Regions from separate parts of the Homo sapiens genome. Here region 1 is linked to region 2. Evidence: chromatin loops called from intact Hi-C (ENCODE). Cell type or tissue: psoas muscle. All regions are shown on one strand. Each heading gives the region's core, and the rest is flanking DNA. Links, peaks and the distances in the headings are about the cores only. Region 1 overlaps FHOD3 (formin homology 2 domain containing 3). Region 2 overlaps FHOD3 (formin homology 2 domain containing 3).

Evidence for each region. A loop is a pair of places that touch in the nucleus more often than their neighbours do. Peaks named below come from ENCODE experiments on the same cell type or tissue, not always from the same donor. Only the 100,000 strongest peaks of a DNase experiment are listed, where the experiment ranks them.
Region 1: a loop joins it to region 2, with 2.0 times the contacts of the local background. A loop is called at or near these places in 21 of 110 quality-filtered maps.

The regions. Positions count from the first base shown.
Region 1 is chr18:36,398,933-36,408,835 of GRCh38, reverse strand. All of the region lies in intron 3 of FHOD3 (formin homology 2 domain containing 3), which reads right to left. Among named protein-coding and RNA genes, the nearest start is that of FHOD3, 110 kb to the right of the region's middle. In psoas muscle, for the core only: no CTCF peak of the experiment used is centred there; a DNase peak (open chromatin) is centred at 5,895; H3K27ac peaks cover 971 bases.
Region 2 is chr18:36,304,243-36,314,145 of GRCh38, reverse strand. All of the region lies in intron 1 of FHOD3 (formin homology 2 domain containing 3), which reads right to left. Among named protein-coding and RNA genes, the nearest start is that of FHOD3, 11 kb to the right of the region's middle. In psoas muscle, for the core only: no CTCF peak of the experiment used is centred there; a DNase peak (open chromatin) is centred at 4,515; H3K27ac peaks cover 1,438 bases.

The DNA of each region.
Region 1 (9,903 bases), core at 1,520-9,519, 94 kb before region 2:
CCCATCTGCTCCTGGGAGGTGATCCACCACATGCTCCAGGCTTGGCTCCTGGGCGCTAGACATCCTTGCGCTTCCCTTGATGGGAATACTCTTTAGCCCTGGCCAGATCCCAATGCTTCTACCCCTGGCTCCTTCCTGCCAACTCCTTGGCTGTGCTTGTGCCCATCACTGGCTGTCCAACCCCTGCTCCAAGTAACCACTGGCACTATGTCCTGGGTATGAGCCAACTCACTACATTGGTCTTCAGCTTCATTCCTCGGTGATGGAGCTACCTCTGTTTGCCAAGAAGTCTCTAGAAGGCATCTTCCCACTCAGTGCCATGAGACAGCCCTTCCCCTGTACCCCCCCATGCCCTTCACACCTCCTTCAGCTGCCCTATAACACCCATTAGCCTGGCCCACACCACTGCCACCTCAGGGCATTAACCCCTTAGCTTCTCAAACACTCCTCCCCGTGGGGCATGCAGATCTGCCCACCAATGCAGGACCTGCCCTACACACCCCACTAACTGAGACTGTGTCTCACCAGGTTGATGGACACCCCTCTTTATGATCAAGACCATTGTGAAGATTCCACATTAATATCACCACATTCTTGCATACACTTCAGCCTTTTCTTTCCTCCACAGCTGACCTTAATAATTAACAAGTAAATTCTGTTATTAGTTTGAAAGACTGGTGAATGGACAGGACAGAGGATTCATGCTAATGTGGCACCTGGAGAAGCTGTCATCCAGTGTAGCCCCAAGGGCTCTGGAAGGCGGTCTCAGGGGCACAGGGGTCTCCGCCCACAGGAAGTTGAGCAGCCAAGGCCACACGCTCCTGAGCCTCAGTCAAACAGTTCCAATATCATCTATCTACCTTACATCTGTACTCCCTATATCATATGAGAAAGGATTGTGCAGCTTGAAAACTATGTAACAATCATTGATCATCTACTAGCTCTCACTCAGTTCACCACAACCCTACAAGTATTATTATAAGTATCACTATTTTTCAGATGAGGACACTGAGGCACAGAAGTTAAGTAGGATATTCAAAGTCCCAACCACTGACTGACAGAACCAGGATTCAAACCCAGGCAGCTCAGGAATGCACACTCTGTATCCTACTCTACATTGGATGGATTCGTGTAGGGTGTCTGCAGAAGCTCACAGTAGAGTTTAGAGAAGCAGCCTAACATATAGGAAAATGTGTCTTCGGAGTCAGACAAACTTCAATTCAAATTCTTACTCCATCGCTTACGCTCAAGTCTTTGATATCTGGGAACCTTTTTGAACCTCAGTTTTCTTATCTATAAAATGGAGTGATGACACCTATTTTGCAAGCCTGTTAGACTTGGGTTAAACTGAAATCGTGAGTGTGAGGGTCATAACAAGGTGCAGAGTCCCTGGCAGATGTGCAACCAAAGCAGCAGGGCTGTTACCACCATCATTAGTGCTCACAAGCACCGGCAGACAGCAGGGAGCATGTTGGTGGGGAAATGTATATGAGGGAGGATCAATGAATTGGTAGAGACTGGAGCAAAAAGAGAATTTGTAAAGTACTACTTTTTAATATGGCTGCAGGTTGGAATCACCCAAAAAAGCTCTGTGGCCTTATAAAGCCCTCTCAAGCCAGCTCTACATTTGTCTGTTTAAAAAGCTTCACATGTGACTCTGGACCACATTCCTATGTGGTGGGGAAAGGGGAACTAGAGTAGTCCTTGGAGGAGGAAACTGAGAGGTGAGCAAAGACTGACAGGGAAAGCAGAGGACAGCAGGCATATCTTTACCACTGATCAGTTGGTCCAGACACATGATGCGATTACACTGTATACTAATGGACCCTGAAGCCCTTCTCTGTGCACAGCACTGGTCTCAGGCATGACTTCATCCCACAGCAGGCACAGAAGCAGGTGCACCTGGTCAACGTTTACTGGAGGGCGGATGCGTAGGTAAGCAGGTGGACAGATGGGTGACGTGGTAAGCCAGGTGAGAACACACACATGGTCTGATCACACACAGAGAGTACCCTAGTGGGGCCTGCCACTAATATGGGCTCCTGCCAACAGCCTCTTCTCTTTACCAGTCCATGAAAGTGGTTTATAGACTGTTCTGACTCAAGCTGCCCGCCAGAATATGCACTATCAATAATTCCAAAATTCCGCAATAACCTTCCAAATATAAGAGCTCCCAGTCCCCAAGGGCAGCTCATCTCAGATCAAATTCATTCATTCTAAAGTGAATATGACTGATAGGCTCAGGGCGGGGGGCAGATTTTCAAAAAGAGTTTGCTAACCCAAACACACCCCGTTTAAATGTCACCTGTAAAAGGCATTTGCATCCCTCTCTCCCCACCCCCAACCACTCCTAATCCTATGCCAGAAGGTCCGGACCCAAATGCGCCATCCTCATTCCCGCACATGCCAAGGCTGTTTTGAGGCCCATAAACGCTGAGAGGAAAACTCTTACAAGGTATAAAATCTAGCTCTCAAAAACGTAAGAGTAATAAAACAAGGCAAGAGGACCAGTATATTTGTGAGCTGTCTGACTCAGCTCAAATCAGTATCTTTGTGGCAGGCCACATTTCAGCAGCTGTATTTGTAGCAGCAATGCCTATTCAATGCCATATCAGTGTGACAGGTGACCCAGCACCAGCATGATGAGCATTCCATGAAAACTGGTCCCATTTCTCATTGCCTCTAAAAGCATCTGCAGGTGCCACCTTGCTTTAAAAAAACAAAAACAAAAACAAAAAAACAAAAACAAAAACAAAAAACAGGCAAGGCCACAATGTGAACTTAGGGCAGATCAAAGCTCATCAAAGTCCACACTACTGAAATGAATTTGACACCTCACCATTATCAAAAACCTACTAAGTGCTTAGCACTGCTGGGCACAGACCACTGAGCAGCTGATTCAACTTCTGGAACCCACAGGCAAACTTGAAATGCCATGTTTTAAATAGAAACAGAGCCTCACTTCATTTAACCGACAAAGGGGGAAAAAAAGGAAAATAATTATTATGCAATTCCCAGTATACATGAACCTTACAGCCACAAACAAGACTTATTCCTCCATGTGGACAAGAATCACATCTGTTCCATATTTTGGTATGTTCACAGTCATATAAACATGTCCTCACAGCTAGCTCTTTGGGAAACTTACGAAGCATAAATTCTTTGTTCATCCTGAGTTCTATAAACATTGGTCCTTAGCTTTATTCCATTTCTGTTTTTTGTTGTTGTTGTTATCCTATTTCCACCTGTATTTTATATATTCAAGAAATCCTACCTTGAGATGTCACACACCCATAAAATAATGTAGGCCAAAAAATAAAAACCTGAAAATTTAAATTGCATCCTGCAAGCCTTCCATGACTATCAATTTGGCTCATACGAGCCTGACACTTACCTCTACCTCCAAAGAAAGTGGAAAGGAAAGAAGAATATCTCCATAGCTTTAAAATATGATTTGATCTTTGAAATAAATCCTTCTGCAATTGTAAATGTTAATATAACTAGACAAATTGGTGGAATCGAACCTCTTCAACATTTCCATTTAATAACCCAGTGCTGTGAAGTGTTGTGAGGCCCATCTTACAGATGCACAAATTCAGGGCTGGAGAAATCAAAGAAAATAGCTACTAAATGGAAGAGACAGGGATTTAACCCTGAACTTTCAGCCACATGTCCATTTCTCTTTCTACCTCACGGGGGCTGATGTTTTATAAATAAGGAATGAAGTAAAGCCTTCACACAGAGCAAGGCCCCAGCTATGGATACCCCAAGGGCACTGGGGCTTGCCTTAGCTCAGTGGTTCTCAGCCCTGGTCACCTGGTAGGATCACCTGGAAAAACTTTTAAAGGACACCAATGACTCACAAAAGTCAGAATATGAAGAGAGCATTAGTGGTATTATCATCTATTAGATCATTGGTTTCATATCAGAGTATAAATGTGTAACTGATTTTACACTTCTAGTAATTGCTAACCAAAAGGACTGAAAAAAAATTCTAGCGACGAAAGCTAAAAGCACTCATAGTCACACCATAAGAACAGCAAGCATGGCAGCCCTCAGGTCCAAGGATGGAGGAACAATACCGCAAGCACACAACTGCTCAGCTACCCAGTGCATTTCCCTTGAGCCCCCCAATAGCCACTGAACTGGGTGCATGAGAATTGCACGAACTGATGACTCAGGCCTTGACATCACCTAGGGGCTTGTCAGAAATTCAGGATCTCAGGCCCCGCCCGAGACCTACCAAATCTGAGTCCCCAAGTGATACATCTGCACACTGGCATTTGAAAATCTGCCCTGCAGGCATTTGGAACCTAGCATGGGGTCAGGCCATATGCATGCATACTATTCTACAATAGCAACAACTTGCCTCCTTTTAGGTGTCAGCTGCTGGGCCAAGTCTTTCACACTTTCACCTCATTTAATTCATTTTATCAACTCCATAAGGAGAACACTACAATCCCTGATTTATGGATAAGGAAGCAGACACCTGGAGAGGTCACCTGAGGTCACAGAGCAGTAAGAGGCCAGGTCTGGATATGAACCAACATCCCAGGGGATATGTCACCAACACCCCAAGCAGGCAACACCTCAGCAGATGGCTGACCTGGGGCTAGTCCAGAAAAGCTTGTAGACTGAGAGAATCCCTACAGGAGGGCAGGACCAAGAGACAGGAAAGCCCAGGAGGTCAGAGAGGCCTGGGTCAGTGGCCAGCACTGCCCAAACCCTCAGGGAGCAGATTGCGGGAGGGAAGAGAGGAGAACGTAAGTTACCTAAACCAGGGAAGTTCAGTTTCTGCCTCTGTATGCAGGGGATATCAAAACCTCCCTGCTAATAAGGTAGAAATATGATCCCACAAGGAAAGCCTTCACACAGAGCAAGGCCCCAGCTATGGATACCCCAAGGGCACTGGGGCTTGCCTTAGCTCAGTGGTTCTCAGCCCTGGTCACCTGGTAGGATCACCTGGAAAAACTTTTAAAGGACACCAATGCCCACTCTACCTTCAGCAAGTCAGATCCCACTGGGCTGCCACAGGGTCCAGGCACCAGTTCTTTTTAGAAATTGCTCAGGTATCCCAATACAGTTACGAATATTCCCACCTTAAATTGAAATGTCTTTGACTGATAGTTGCTGGCCAGACTCTAGAACAATTCCTAATGGAATCCGTAATTATTTGGCTAACCTTTTCTTATGATTTTATGTTTTTGTGTTTTTTTACTAAAATCTCCAGTGTTTTTATGATGACTAAGAGTTAAAATTCTGCATGGAGTATATTTGTTTGGGGAAGATCAACAGTAAGATCCGTAAGTGATAAGTTCCATTCTGAGAGCATGTATGGGTCAAGTAACCCCGGCACACAGGAGGCCTTCTCAGGTTCCAATCTTAGTAGGTGGCACAAAAGGAGGACTTGCCACTCATCTTGCAGTTAATGTCAGAGACGTTTCTTTAAAGGTGGGAACAGAATTAGGGAACTTTGTGAACTAACTAGTTTTCTTCATTCTATTCGACACCCCCAATAAGCATGCAGATTCACCTTATGCAATGTCTTACTCTATTCTACCAGTACCATTCCAAAAGGTGGGTAGAGGGAGGAGGGAAGCTGCAGAGGACAGAACACACCCTAGGCCAGCCCCCTAGGGGAGAGAGGAAGGAGACACACATAGCTCCCTCAACTACTCTGGGGCTTTCCTGGCTGGGCTGGGGCCTGCTGCAGCTCTGGTCTTAGAGGATTTTCACTGAGCAGCTCCGAGAAGCACTGGATTCTGCACCCTGCACCCTCATGGCCCCCTCCCAACAAAACTATCCTCGAAGATTTTCACTTCATTGTCATGACTTAGCAACGTCTAACCAAGGAGAACTTTCCTATGGCCTTGCCAGCTTAAGCGTCTAACTTGCGTCACCGTTGGCCACAGCTTCAGCTCAGGCAAACACGCCTCTCAGCAGATGTGAAACAAAAGATGCTGCTATGTGTAAACCTTTGGTTTTCTGCAGCTGATGGAAACTCACTGTGGTTCTAGTTCAGATAATCTGAAAAGTGGAACATATTTGTTAAAGCCTTAAAAATCAGAAAGATAGAAAATTCCTTTCCACTCTGCACAAAGCCTTTTGTGACATAAGGGAAGGGAAAGGCTCAAACGGATCACACAATGTCACATCAAACAAGCAGTAATGGATGTCAGGGAAAGAGCACTGGACTAAAGTCGTGGAAAAATGGACTGTAGTCCTGGCCCGACAGTTGCTAGCTGTGTGACCTTGGACATGTCCCTTTTCCTCTCTGGGGTATTTTCATATGTGTGTGTGTGTGTGTGTGTGTGTGTGTGTGTGTGTGTATAATTGCATCACATTATATATCACTAAAAATATACATTATAATTTTTATATTGCATATTACATACTATGATAAAATATATAATATGTATTTCACACATATATATGAGAAAATATCCCAGAGAGGTAGTGGCATGGGTTATGTGTGTATATAAGGGATATAGATCAAGATGAGCACTCAGGTTCTTTGCTGTCATCAGCGTATTAATCTATAATGAGCCAGCTACGCTCAAGAAGGCCTCTTTGCTGCCATGTGAAAAGAAGAACAAGCAGTGATCAGCCTTCCTCACTCCTGGAGCTTCATCACTTTTTCTGTTTTTAAAAACAAAAGGACCACGCCCAGCCGACTCAGTACTTCTCTCGCACCTTGCCCGCCCCAAAGGCCACCACTCTTTGTTGGCTTATACTGTTCTCAGGGCTATAATTGAACAATCACAATTTTAAAAGCACCACATTTAAGTTTCCTGCCTTAAAAACAAAATGGAATTTTTAAAAAGAATATATGCAAGAGAAGTGAAGACATACGTCCACATAAATGCTTGTATACAAGGGTTCATTACAGCATTATTTATAACAGCCAAAGAGCAAAAACACAGAGGATGTGAGCAACCTTTCTGTGTAACTTACATATTTCTACTTGTAAATCAATGAATTGGTAAAAATGGTCCTTCAGGTCTGCTTAGCCAGTAATGACGGCCACTCTGTGCTACATACCGTGTGAGGGATAGAACATGAGGGGCCAGGTTAAGCACTGCCCTCACAGGTTTTCAACAGATGATAACTCAGAACACTTTTACTTCCTTGATTCCATCTAATCCTCCCAAAAGCCCAGAGAGCATAGAATGTTGTTGTACCTGTTTTACACATTGGGAAAGTGAGGCTCAGAGAGGTGCAGTAACCCAACCAAAGCCACATACTGGCTGGAGCTGATACACAGAGCAAGATCCTGGGAATCAGCCTCTTGGTCTAGTGCTCTCTGAAGACATGTGCCCACCCCTCCTTCTCATGCTCTTGGAAGTTGACAAAGGCATCCTTGCCAATGACAGGCTGTCTTAGTTCATTCAGACTGCTATAACAAAATACTTTAGACTGGGTAATTCATAAACAATAGAAATGTATTGCTCACTGTTCTGAAGGCTGGGAAGGCCAAGATCAAGGTAACGGCAGATTCAGTGTCTGGTGAGGTCTTGTTCCTTATAGGTAGCACTGTGTATGTGTCCTCATAGGGTGGAAGGGGAAAGTGGTTAACAAGCTTCCTTGGGCCTCTTCTATAAGAGGATATCAATTCCATTCATGAGGGTGGAACCTTCACCTCCCAAAGCCCCTACCTTTTGATACCAGTGCTTTGGTGATTGGATTTCATCACATGAATCTGGGGGGACACCAATATTCAGACCACAGCACGCCATGCATCACGTCCTGCAAAATGCTGGCCAAACTCTCCTTCTCCCTAACTAGTGTCCAGTGGCTCCCTGGAATGCAAGAGTGATCCACCCCTCCCTCCAGAGCAACAGGTCAGCCTTGCACTTTCACATAAAAGGCACAGAGAGTGAAGCCAGCAACCGACACTTTCCTCCATCTCCCTTCTATAACTCTCCTTCCTCGATGTCAAATGTCTTCACCATCCTGATCCTTTTTTTCTTTTGTGACCACTTATTCTGCTTCCGGGATGGGTCCTCTCCTCCTCTGTCCATGGAGAGAAAAAGAGGATGCCATCCCAAAGGAGATGGCTGTGGACACTCACTTCCTGGTTGCCTTTGGTTAGACCTCTGCTCCCAGCCTCCATCCCTGTTCCAGGGTAAGGCCTGCTCTCAGCTCTGGTGGATGCACTGAGTGAGAAGAACTCCACCCTCTTGGTCCCTTCCCCAGGCCACAGCTGCCACTGCCCCAATCTCATAGAGGACTCCTTCAAACCAACCACAGTCTCCTTCTCAGACCGCTCATGATTCACCTGGTTCACCCAGAGATCTAGGGAAAATTCAGCCTCTGGGTGGGGTCTGGGATTCTGCATTTCTAACTAGGTAATGTCAATGCTGCTGGCCTGGGGACCACACTTTGAGTGGAAAGTCCTAGAGGTCTCCAGGAAAGAGCTGTGGGGGTAGGGGCAGACAGGAACCAATTGGACTTACAAGACCATTGTCCTCTCCATTTAGAAGAGGAACAGGAAAGAACAACGTTTCTATTTTTCTTTTGGTAAAATTTATTGGAGTAATTACTTTTTTCACTCTATTTTTAAGGTCTTGCTTAAATACTGAGCTCTTCTAGAATGTAAAATTATCATTTATTCAACAGCATATTTCATTTCCAGTTCATTTTTTTCCATGGCTCTACAAACATACAAAAATAAACCTTGAAAACTAATTAAAATTACCCATAAACTCTACTGTTGAGAATCAGAGCTGGAGAAATACATTTCAGTTCACAGAAAGATGCATGGGGAGCTGAGGGGTGATAGATGTCTGCGGCCAGGATCCACACCTCACACCCTCTTCCTGTCCAGCTTTTGGGAACATTCTTACATTTTTATTTTCACCCAGTGAATGAAGGAACTCTATGATTCAGAAGGAGCAAAGTCAAATTCTGCCTGAACCCTCAGGCCTGGCCTGTTGGGCCAGCAGCCATCTCGTGCCTCTAAACTCAAAACTGTCCTCTAACTGTGTACTCACTTGGTCTTCCTCCCAGCAAGATGGGAGCTCAGAGCATCTTCCTGGCGGTGGCTATAAACAGTTGATCCTGGATTCCCAGCAATAGCTCTCTATAATGTTCTAAAACCAAATGAGCCTTCTGCAGCAGGGTCATCAATACTAAATGTGGAGCAAGAAGAAAAGCGGAGGGGGCTAGAAGGCCCTAGAGCACCTGAGCACAAGGCTAGCCAAACCAGCAAGGTGCATGCCCTGAGCCCCAAGGGCAGCCTGGGGTGGAGAAAATGCCTCCAGGAGCCACTTCCTCAGGGTCACCCACCAAGATAAGAGTGGAGCTCTGGGACAAGATGGGGACCTCAAAGACAGACTGCTACAGGATCTCCTAAGGGAGCTTTCAAATTGCAAAACAAAAGACACATATAACATCTGTGTGTGGACACTTAGGATTAATCCACATCAGAAAACTCAAATACATGTCTAGTCGTACTCAAGTGAGACAGCTCACAGACCCATAGGTGCAAGCTGGGAAGGGCAAGGCCTTGCATGGCCGTGTTCAGAGCTGAAATAATGAGTCATAGCCTGCCCCAGATGCTTGCCCTCCTTGGGACAAACGAACAGGACACTGAAATTGGGCCAGGCCAGCAATCTGGGGCCATGGAAAGGAGAAGCACCTGAGCTACACCTTCCAGTGCCCCATTATCAACACCAAGGAATGTGATGGGCCTGTTTTCAGAACAGCAGTGTCCCCTTCCTGGAAGGGTGGCGTAGATCTCTGCTTGCTTGATGTCAGATACAAGGTACCCAAACTCTCCTCCAATCCTGGAAAATAGGCAGCTTTGGACAAATAAGTCCTAGATCACAAAAATCTCACACTGTCTCCCAGAAGAATGAGTTCAGAGCTAGTCTCAACACCAGCCAGACCAAAAGACAGGGG
Region 2 (9,903 bases), core at 433-8,432:
AACAAGATATCTAAATGAATGATCTTTTTTGTGGGCAGTGTTTTAAAAAGTGCTTACATTCTGAAGTTCAGAAACTCGAATGACAAATTCTTCTGACAGGCCAGGTGCAGTGGCTCATGCCTGTAGCCCCAGCTACTCAGGAGACTGAGGCTGGAGGATCACTTGAGCCTAGGAGGTCGAGGCTGCAGTGACCATGATCATGCCACCGCACTCCAGCCTGGGCAACAGAGTGCAACTCTGTCTCAAAAAAAAAAAAAAGACAAATTATTCGGACAAAGGATAACTTGCCAAATAAGAAACCTCCTGACTGCCCTGCTAAGGAGAGAGCCAGGTAATTATCTGCTGAATAAAGAATCTAGGTATTTATCACAGAAAAATGAAAACTTAGGTTCACACAAAATCTCTATGCAAATGTTTAGAGCAGCTTTATTCATAATCACCAAAAACCAGAAACAACCCAGGTGTCTTTCAGTGAGTGAATGGATGAACAAACTGTGGGATATCCATACCAGGGGAAACTGCTCTGCAATCAAAAGGCAGGAACTCCTGAAGCACCCAACAACTTGGATCTGAAGGGCACTGTGCAGAGTGAAGAAGCCAGTCTCAAAAGGCTACACACGAAATGATTCTATTCATATAGCATTCCGGAAAAAGCAAAACTACAGGGAAAGAAAACAGATCAGTGGCCTCTGAGAATGCACAACTACAAAAGGGTGGCCCGAGATAATTCTTTAGGTTCCTGGAATTGTTCTGTGTCCTGTTAGTGGTGGCAGTCACAAAAACTTATGCATATATGAAAACTCATAGGACTGTGCACCAAAAATAAAAGTGAATTTTACCAAATATGAAGGTTTTTTTTAAGTTCACAAATTCTTTGGCAATTCTTCCATAAAACAATGATATCTAATTCCCCCTTGCCCTTGAATGAGGGCCAGCCCTGGTGATTCACTTCTAACAAGTAGAGTACAGCCAGAGCATGTGGCTAGATAGGGAGAGCAGCACCCACCTGGACCTCTCACTTTGGAGCCTGGAGCTGCCACATAAGAAGTCCACCTACCCTGAGGACACCATACTAGAGAGACCCTGGGGAGAGACCATTGACATATGAAGAGAGACACCCAAGGAGCTCCCAGCTATTGGCACTTCCCAGCCCAGGCACTGGCCATATGACTGAAGAAATCTGAGATGATACCAGGGCCGGCCATGATCCAGCTGCACCCTCATGACAGACCCTGAGCCAGAACCACCCAAGGAACTGCCTTCAAATTCATGGCCCAAGGAAACTGTGAGAGATAATAAATATGATTGTTTGAAGCCACTACGTTTGGGGTGATTTATTCATAGCCATAGATAACTAATATAGGCACCCACATTTTCTGAGCAATCCCCATGTGACTGACACTTTCTCAAACATTAACTTATTTTCCATTCATTCAATAAATATTTATTGAGCACTTTCCATATGCCATGGATGACACATGGACCAGAGGGAGAAGCAGGTAGACTCCAAGAGGCAGGATAATCAACAGAACGTGATTCTGACAGAGCAGGGATTGCTGCTAGGGAGAGGTTCTCAGTTGGTTTGGGCAACTGGCTGGCAATGCTCCTCGCTGAGGCAGTATGGGTCTGTGGGAAGATGACAAGATCTGATCTAGATGCGGGGCAGGTTCAATGCCTGTTGGGACGTCCAGGACGAGCTGTTCAAAGGGCAGCTGGGTATTTGGCCTCAGAGCCCAGAGAGAGCTGAGCCAGGGGTCAGCTCTAGGGGGTCGTCAGAAAGCCCTCAAAGCCATCCAGGACAAAGAGGGTGACTGTGAGGAGGAGGTGTGGTCTTTGGACAGAAACCTGAGAAAGGCCAACATTCAAACAGCCAGAGGGAGCAGAAGGATTGAGAAGGACTAGAGAGGGCAGGTGAATACCGCACCATCAAACAGAACGGCAAGCATTCCTCAAAGGGGACCATCAGAAACAGCAATTGCTGCTGTGAGATTCTATAAGTCAAGAATGGAAAAGTGTCTACTAGATTTAAAGACAAGTACCTTAGCAAGAGTAGTTTTATTGCAGTAGTGACAGGAACTGGGAGGGTACAGGGCAGGGGGAAGGTAAGACAGTGGGGCTTAGACAGGTCTGGGAGGCTTGAGGGTTGAAGGGTGGAAGAAGGACAGCTGGGCCCAGGGCCAGGGAAGAGGGACTTTCTGGACAAAAGAGGCTTTAGCCCACCTAAATGCTAATGGGAGGATCTCAGAGGGAAGGAGAGGGTGAAGACACAGTGGAAAAGGGCTGGCATTGCCAGAAGAAGGGGCGCACCTGTCCCCCCTCCCCCCATCAGCAAAGAGGGCACAGCAGGGCACGTGGGTGCAGGTGGAGGTTGAGGCAGGCAGGGGCCAGGGCTGCATCTGAGTGGTCTGCTTTGTCTTTGCAGTCAAAGGTGAGGATCCACGTTGGGAGTGGGGACACTGTGGTGGGGGTGCAGGTGTGGGATGGTAAGAGGAGATCTCATAGCACAGCTGCAGGGAAGGGACTACAATGCTGGGAAAGGAACATGGCTCACCATTGCACATGGCACCTGGGGCTGGAGGCCACGCATGCTCCTGTGACATACAAAAAATATGAGGACCTTGTGTTTGTCCACAACAGCCCATGAGGGAGGTGCTACTGTCCGAAGATTTCATTAGAAACACGGAGCTCAGGTCTGTCTGACATGGAGCCCAGCACCATTTTGCCAGCCCTTGGTGTCATTTATTTGTGTTACTCTGTGGACCAGCAGAATCTGACATCAAGCAGACACCCAAGAACATCTGTGAAAGGGAGGAAGGAGAGAAAGCTCCCAGAAAGGGTCACATCGTAAGCCCTCACTGGCTAACACTTGATAATCAGCTCACCAGGAATTAGCAGTGGCTGGGACTATGAACAGCAGGGGTCCCCGCCCTCCCTGCCCAGACACATCCTGAGGCTTGTCCCTGTCTCCCTTCCTCCTCCCATGCTATCTACACAGGTGGCCTTTCAGTGACTCCCCATCCATCCATCTCCTTTCTTCTTTGCCCCAATTCTCTTTCTGTCATCTTTTCTGTAATTATTTTCTTCCTGTCTGTCTTTCCTCTTCCTTTCCTTTTCTGTCATGTTTCTATTACATGAAATGAAAATAATTTTTTATTCAGTTTGTGGTCATTGACAACAGCCTCTGCTCCCCAGTCAACCCCATATATTAGCTTAGCCCCGGGCCCACTGCTGCAGGCCACATCCCTCCAGGGGGCTATCTTCACCCACCCAGAGCCTTGGAGCCTGATCCTGACTCCCATATCCTACCTGTGTCTCACCTGTACCAGGTGCCCTTTACCTCCCTTTCACCAACTGAAACCCCACCCTCCTTCTCCACGAGGCTTTCCAGGCCATGCAGTCCACGTGGATTTTTCCCAAGTTGACATTTCTTTTTTTTTTCTTTTCTTTTTTTTTTTTTTGAGATGGAGTCTCACTCCTGTTGCTCAGGCTGGAGTGCAGTGGCACGATCTCGGTTCACTGCAACCTCCACCTCCCAGGTTCAAGCAATTCTCCTGCCTCAGCCTCCTGAGTAATTGGAATTACGGGCACCCACCACCATGCCTGGCTAATTTTTGTACTTTTTAGTAGAGATGGGGTTTCGCCATGTTGGCCAGGCTGGTCCCAAACTCCTGACCTCAGGTGATCCACCCACCTCAACCTCCTGAAGTGGTGGGATTACAGGTATAAGCCACTGCACCCGGCCCCAAGTTGATATTTCTATAGCCCCACAGGCCTATGTCACACTTTGACATGAGTCATATGCTGCCTTCAGTTGTTACTTCACTTTGCATTATGTTTATGCCTTACTTCCCCAGCCCATCATCATAATAAAGGATATCATTTTCACATTCCTGGGATCAGTAGCATTGATAGAAATAAAGCTTACCACATAGCCAAGCTCTACTCCCCAGCCTGTGTAAAACTAAGCACCAACTTGTTCCATTTAATGTCATGTCAACTCAGCTTACATTTTTCTCTGACTGTGTTCACTCTGCACACTTCTTTGGGTGTCAACACACATCCTTCAGGTTTATCTCTGACAGATGGAGACAGGGAGCCAGGCGGAACAACAGAAGCCATGTGCTGAGTTCATTTTTTCACCCTGTGAGGGGTGATTACAGTGCATTGGTCATGAACCAACTGATTTTCATTTTCTCACCTTTGAGACGGAGGCCCAAATGCCCCACTTGCCCTCTTTCAGGGTCATGAGAGGATCAGCCAGGCTAACCTATGTCCCAGTGCCTAGTAAACTGCACAGACATGCTGTGGTTCTAGTACTGGCGTATTCTGTAATGAATCACTGTCCACAAAAATGCACTCAGTTCTGGGAACAAAAAACCACTCGTATCCTTGACTATTGTTCTGGACAGGACTGCCCAACAGCTCTCCTTTCCCTGCTCCCAGGCACATGGTGCTGCTGAGGTTGGATGGAGGAGCAGCAGGAAGACTGGATAACCTCTCTCACTTCCGGGCACTGGCAGCTCAGACACTAGCCGCTCCCGGACTGCCGGTGTCTGGTGATTCACAGAAGCTGCGGTCAGGAGCCTGCCTGAGTCCTCCTGCAGCCTGAAGCTATGATCTGATATGGGAATGAGTAACAGATCCCTCCAAGGTGAGCACCATCACCTGAAATAAAATCTCCTACGCAGAGCCTCCACGGTTGGCAAAAGGCAGAATCTCCGTGTTTGGCAAGAAGGGCAGTTGGACTCTGCAGCCACCACTCCTTTCTCCCCAGGTCTACCTTCCTCTTGGAATTTCCCATTAATCAGAGCTGCTGCAGCCACTGTGGCCACACTTGCCTCAGGGACCCTCCCCCTCACACAAGCTCACAACGCTCTTCCCCTCGGCTCAGCATGGGCAGGAACGGAAAACAAGGCTTAGGAACAGTACAAGTGAGAGCACCTGGCTCACAAGCTGGTACTTCCCCATCGTGAACTGCAGGCCTTAAGTCTGGCCTGGTCTCCCTCCATAAGAGAAGACCCCAATACCCACCCCACCCACGAGAGCCCCCAGGCATGCCCACACCATCCAGGACAGCATGCCTTCTCTTGCCAACATGGGGCTTCCTTGCAAGCTGTACTTTCCTGCTGGAGGATCTAGCAGGGACTCAGTAGGGAGGCCAGAAACAAGTTTTTGATACATTGAAGAGTTGGTTCTACCACACTCACCTACAGTGTGGGGGAGGAGTTATAACATCCACAAATCATGGCGACAGTTTAGGGATCTGAAGGCTAAGGCTCCACCCTACAGACACTTTCCTATTGCTGCAATCATCATGTATATTAACATATGTTGCACTTTTTCCATTTAACATTCTTGCAAATATTCAAAAAAATATTTGTTGGGGCTTACTATGTAACAGACCCTGTCCTAGGAACTCTGAAATGAAAGGTAAGTTAATGTGCTTCCTGCTACTGGGGCTTTACATCTGGTGGAGGGACGCAGCCACAGGATGAAGTGAGACCCACAGTGTCCTGGGTCCGAAGGTGCTCAGTGCACAGCCCGGGTGTGTCTGAGGGATGGCCAGGAAAGCCTAGAATGAGTTTTGTTCTTCAAAATGGGTAGAGACAATGGGATACATACATGTAATTTATTCACGGTTTTAACAATCATCTCTGAATCCCACCTGGTGGTATTCTGAGTTCAAGTGTCAGTCTTGGAGGTGATACCAGCTGCACAAAGAAAGGAAGAAGTCAGGTTGGAGCTGGGCTTCATAACTTGGCCTGGCTCTTCACCTGCCCCAGATGGATTTAGAGACCATCTTTCCAGCTACCTCCAATGCTTAAAATGAGGGTAACTGCTCCTATCCAAGATGAAATCTTTATCCTTCAACTCAGCAACTAAACATTGAGAATTCGTCTTAAGGAAGTAATCAAATATGAGAAAAAATATTTATTTTTCTGCAGGTATGTATTATAGCACTATCTGTATTTTCCTTATTGGCAACTACCTAAACCTCCAATAGTTCAATCATTCATGCATTCATTTTACAAATATGTATTAAGTACCAAGCATGGACAAATTTAACATTCAAGAAGAAAGAGCACTTTCCCTCATGGAACCTGGGAACAATGGTTACATGGATCATGGTACATACATAGACTGGATTACCTAACTGTCATTAAAGATGATGTGCTCCAAGAATATTTAATGACTTGGGAAAGTATTCAGATATTATTATGAATAGATGTTAAAATTCTGGCAAGACACAAAAGTGTTAAGAGTGGTTCCCTTTGGGTGATGAGAAAAGTGATTTGTATTTCTTCAAAGTGCTTTTCTGTAGTCTCCAAATGTATCCATGTGTTCATTCTGTGACAGGAACAGATGCTTTGTTGTATAAGGGAGAAATCCTTGTTTGTTAGTCTTTCCTTCCCTGAGTCTAGCTTTGTCAGTAGTAACCTCTCTCCAGCAAAGTCATCCTGTGTCCACCCACACACACAGTTTAAGTGGACAGCTGCATGGAACTACAGTGTGAAGATACTTTAGAGTACAAGACACATGCACATCAATAAACACATACTGATCTGAGTAATAAAAACAGTCCACATTACACAGCTTTCTCATGGGCATAAAACAGCTCTTTACTTCTGCCACCACAGGGGAAGGTAACAGGTGTGGCACTTCCAGCAGCCCCCGTAGACACTATCTGCAGGTTGTAGGTCACAGATCACTCCATGACCAAACCCTGGGGTCATGGTTCTTGTGGCTTATCCACCCTATTTCCATCCTCTTGGGCACAACCAATTAATTTTCAAGGGCCATGTCCATCCCCATCTGTGGAGATATGAGGACCATCGCTCCAAATACAAATTAGGGAAAAATGGACTTCTAAAAAATAAAGCTCAGGCCAGGCGCAGTGGCTCATGCCTGTAATCCCAGCACTTTGGGAGGCTGACGCGGGCAGATTACGAGGTCAGGAATTCGAGACCACCCTGGCCAACATGGTGAAACCCCATCTCTACTAAAAATACAAAAATTAGCCAGGCATGGTGGCGCATGCCTGTAATCCCAGCTACTTGGGAGGCTGAGGCAGGGGAATTGCTTGAACCTGGAAAGTGGAGGTTGCAGTGAACCGAGACTGTGCCACTGCATGCCAGCCTGGGCGACAGAGCAAGACTCCGTCTCAGAAAAATAAAAAATAAAGCTCAAAAATAGGAAAGGCTATACTCCAAGGCCGGAGGGCAACTGGTCACTATGATACATGAAGAAGTCAGGAGGTGCTCCTAGCAGAGGCTTTACACAAGGGACTTCTGCAAGGAAATGGCTGGGATGAGCAGACTATTCTTCCTCCCTTCTAACTCTAAATCACGGTTATCCTCTCACTCAGTAAATATTTACTGTACACTCACTATGTGCCAGACGCTGTTCTAGGCTCTTGGGCTGCACCAGTAAACAAAACAGATTTAAAAAAAACAAAAACAAAACAAAAAACTCTGCCTTCATGGAGAAGTGGACCAACTACTCGAGGACTTTGGAGTTTGCCCTGAATGGCAAGAGGGCTAAGGGAGGTTTGGAGCAGAGGAGTGATATGACCTGACTCTTATTTTTTAAATGTCTCTTTCCTCTTTGGCTGGTCACACAAGTTGGTTGCCTAGCCTGTTTCTCTATGTTAAGATCACTGAATGGAACATATCTGGTTCTAACTTTTCCTCTCTTTCCATTAATGGCTATGTTCTAAGGCAAGCAGGAAGCCTCCACCCCACCAGACATCATCAAGACCTACTGTAAACTACAGTGAGTAAGACAGTGCAATGTCAGCACACAAACCCTTAGACAGACAATGGAGCCCAGAGCCCAGAAACACACTCGAGGCTGTGGGAGTGAGGCACCTCAGAGGGGCCACTGTAGACTGTGCTCCGAGCCCTCCACACTCTCCACCACTTGGACACTGCAAATGTCCTCTCTGTTGGCTGCTCTCCCAGGGGCTCCAGCGCCCATGCCCTTCCAGCTGCAAGCACATATGTCATGAAATCAGAGGACCACAGCCACTAAGACTCCCAGAAATAAGTTTCCTCCTTATTGTTCAGAAGGGTTAAAAGCTAGGTTTCTAGGGTGTAGCACCCTTAACAATATTTCATTTTGCTTTCATTTAATCACACTACAGACAGAGGAGGGGGACAGTATTCTATCAACGACTTGTCTCAACCCCAATGTCACCACATGCTCATTTTCATTGACTCTGGGAGGGTTGAAGAAGGTGACCTCAAATCATAAATAAAACCAAACAATTGTTAAAGTGATATAAAATGCAATTGGTATAAACTTCTTTAGTCAAAATTGTGGTCAGTGATTGGCTGCAGGCTGTGTGTGGCTCTGGTTTAGCCAGAGGGACCCTCCTCCTCGTTTTCTCCCCCAAGGACCACCCCACTACTCAGAGTCTCCAGCCTGTCAGTGTCCAGCCATGCAAGCTGGTAGTGTTTGCCCATCAATTCATTTGCTATACACCCCAAGCCACTCTTTGGCTCTGATCAAGCAGTCAGAAGATGCCTTGGTTATCTTCTATTCTGAGAACTTAAAAAAATCTTGGGCTTGTCCCACACACTCTGGTTACAGCTCTGGCATTTCATTCTCTGCTATAAAAATCAGTGCATGATGAGGCACCTCAGCACCACAGGAGTTTCCTTCTTGGTTTTCTCTTCTTCAAGAACGTTAAAGATATTCAAAGAGAAACTAATTTGTTTCATTTTTGCCAAGTCTAGGAATACCTTTCTATATTGAACTGCAAGTTGTTTAACATTTTCCCTTTTTTCAAGTTGATCAAAAATTTTAAGATTTTCTTTTCTAACATTAAACTCTAAACATTTTTCCTTGGAGTCTAACATTTTAACATCTAGATTACAAAACTAACTGGTGAAGAGGAGTTGGATGTTTCCAGTTTGTAAATAGATACAATGTAGATTCCATTTGTTACTATGTGTCTCTAAAAACAGAGAAACTTCTGGGTATATATTTTGCAGATTGGTGATAATTTTTTTTCAAAAAATAATTGATCTTCCTCCCTCTTTAACAGTTAATTCATAAATAAGTTTATCTGCCCATAGAAAATCAATGTTGACTGTAATTATAAGGGTGCCAAGGTATACAACTTACATTTTCATGTACATTAAAGCATCACTGCCATTCACTGTAAACTGAGAACCTCTTCTGAGGCATACTGAAGGCGGACGCAGAGCTGGCTCACTGGGAACTGGACAACACCCCAGTGTGGCTATGCAGGCATGTCATGGGCATCAACAGCCTTAGGAAACTGAGTGCCTTTATATATTGTTATCACTTATTATAGCCTTAGCAACTTCACAGTTTAGTAATAAAAATTTAGGAGCATATACTGAAACCACAGGTATAATATCTCTACCTTAGCATTTCGCTTACTAAGCTAATAGTTTATGTAACTGACAATTGTTTACTTCATCATGGGAATTGATTGAGCCTAGAAAGACACCCTGAACATAAAAAGACAGATGCCCTACACTTGTTTTTCTAAGATTCTAAGGAGAACACAACAATCAGGGTGGGAAGAAAAGTATCATTGGAGGTATGAAAAAAAAAATCCACTGATGGTTAGCTATCTCAGCCATAGAAAACACACTCAGATCATACAGTAACACTTAATGAAAGAGCTCTGATCCCAAGGGGACTATTGGAATTGTAACCTAATTTTTTTAGCTCTTTTATTAAAATATTTCAGTATATGCACAAGTATAGAAAGTAGTATCATGAGCCCTCCCCACATACCTATAATCCAACTTTAACTCACAGTCTATCCTGTTCCATCCATATATTGACTCACCTACTTGTCTCTTATCTGGAATTATTCTGAAGCAAATTCTAGACATCATATAATTTCAGTATGTATCTCTGAAA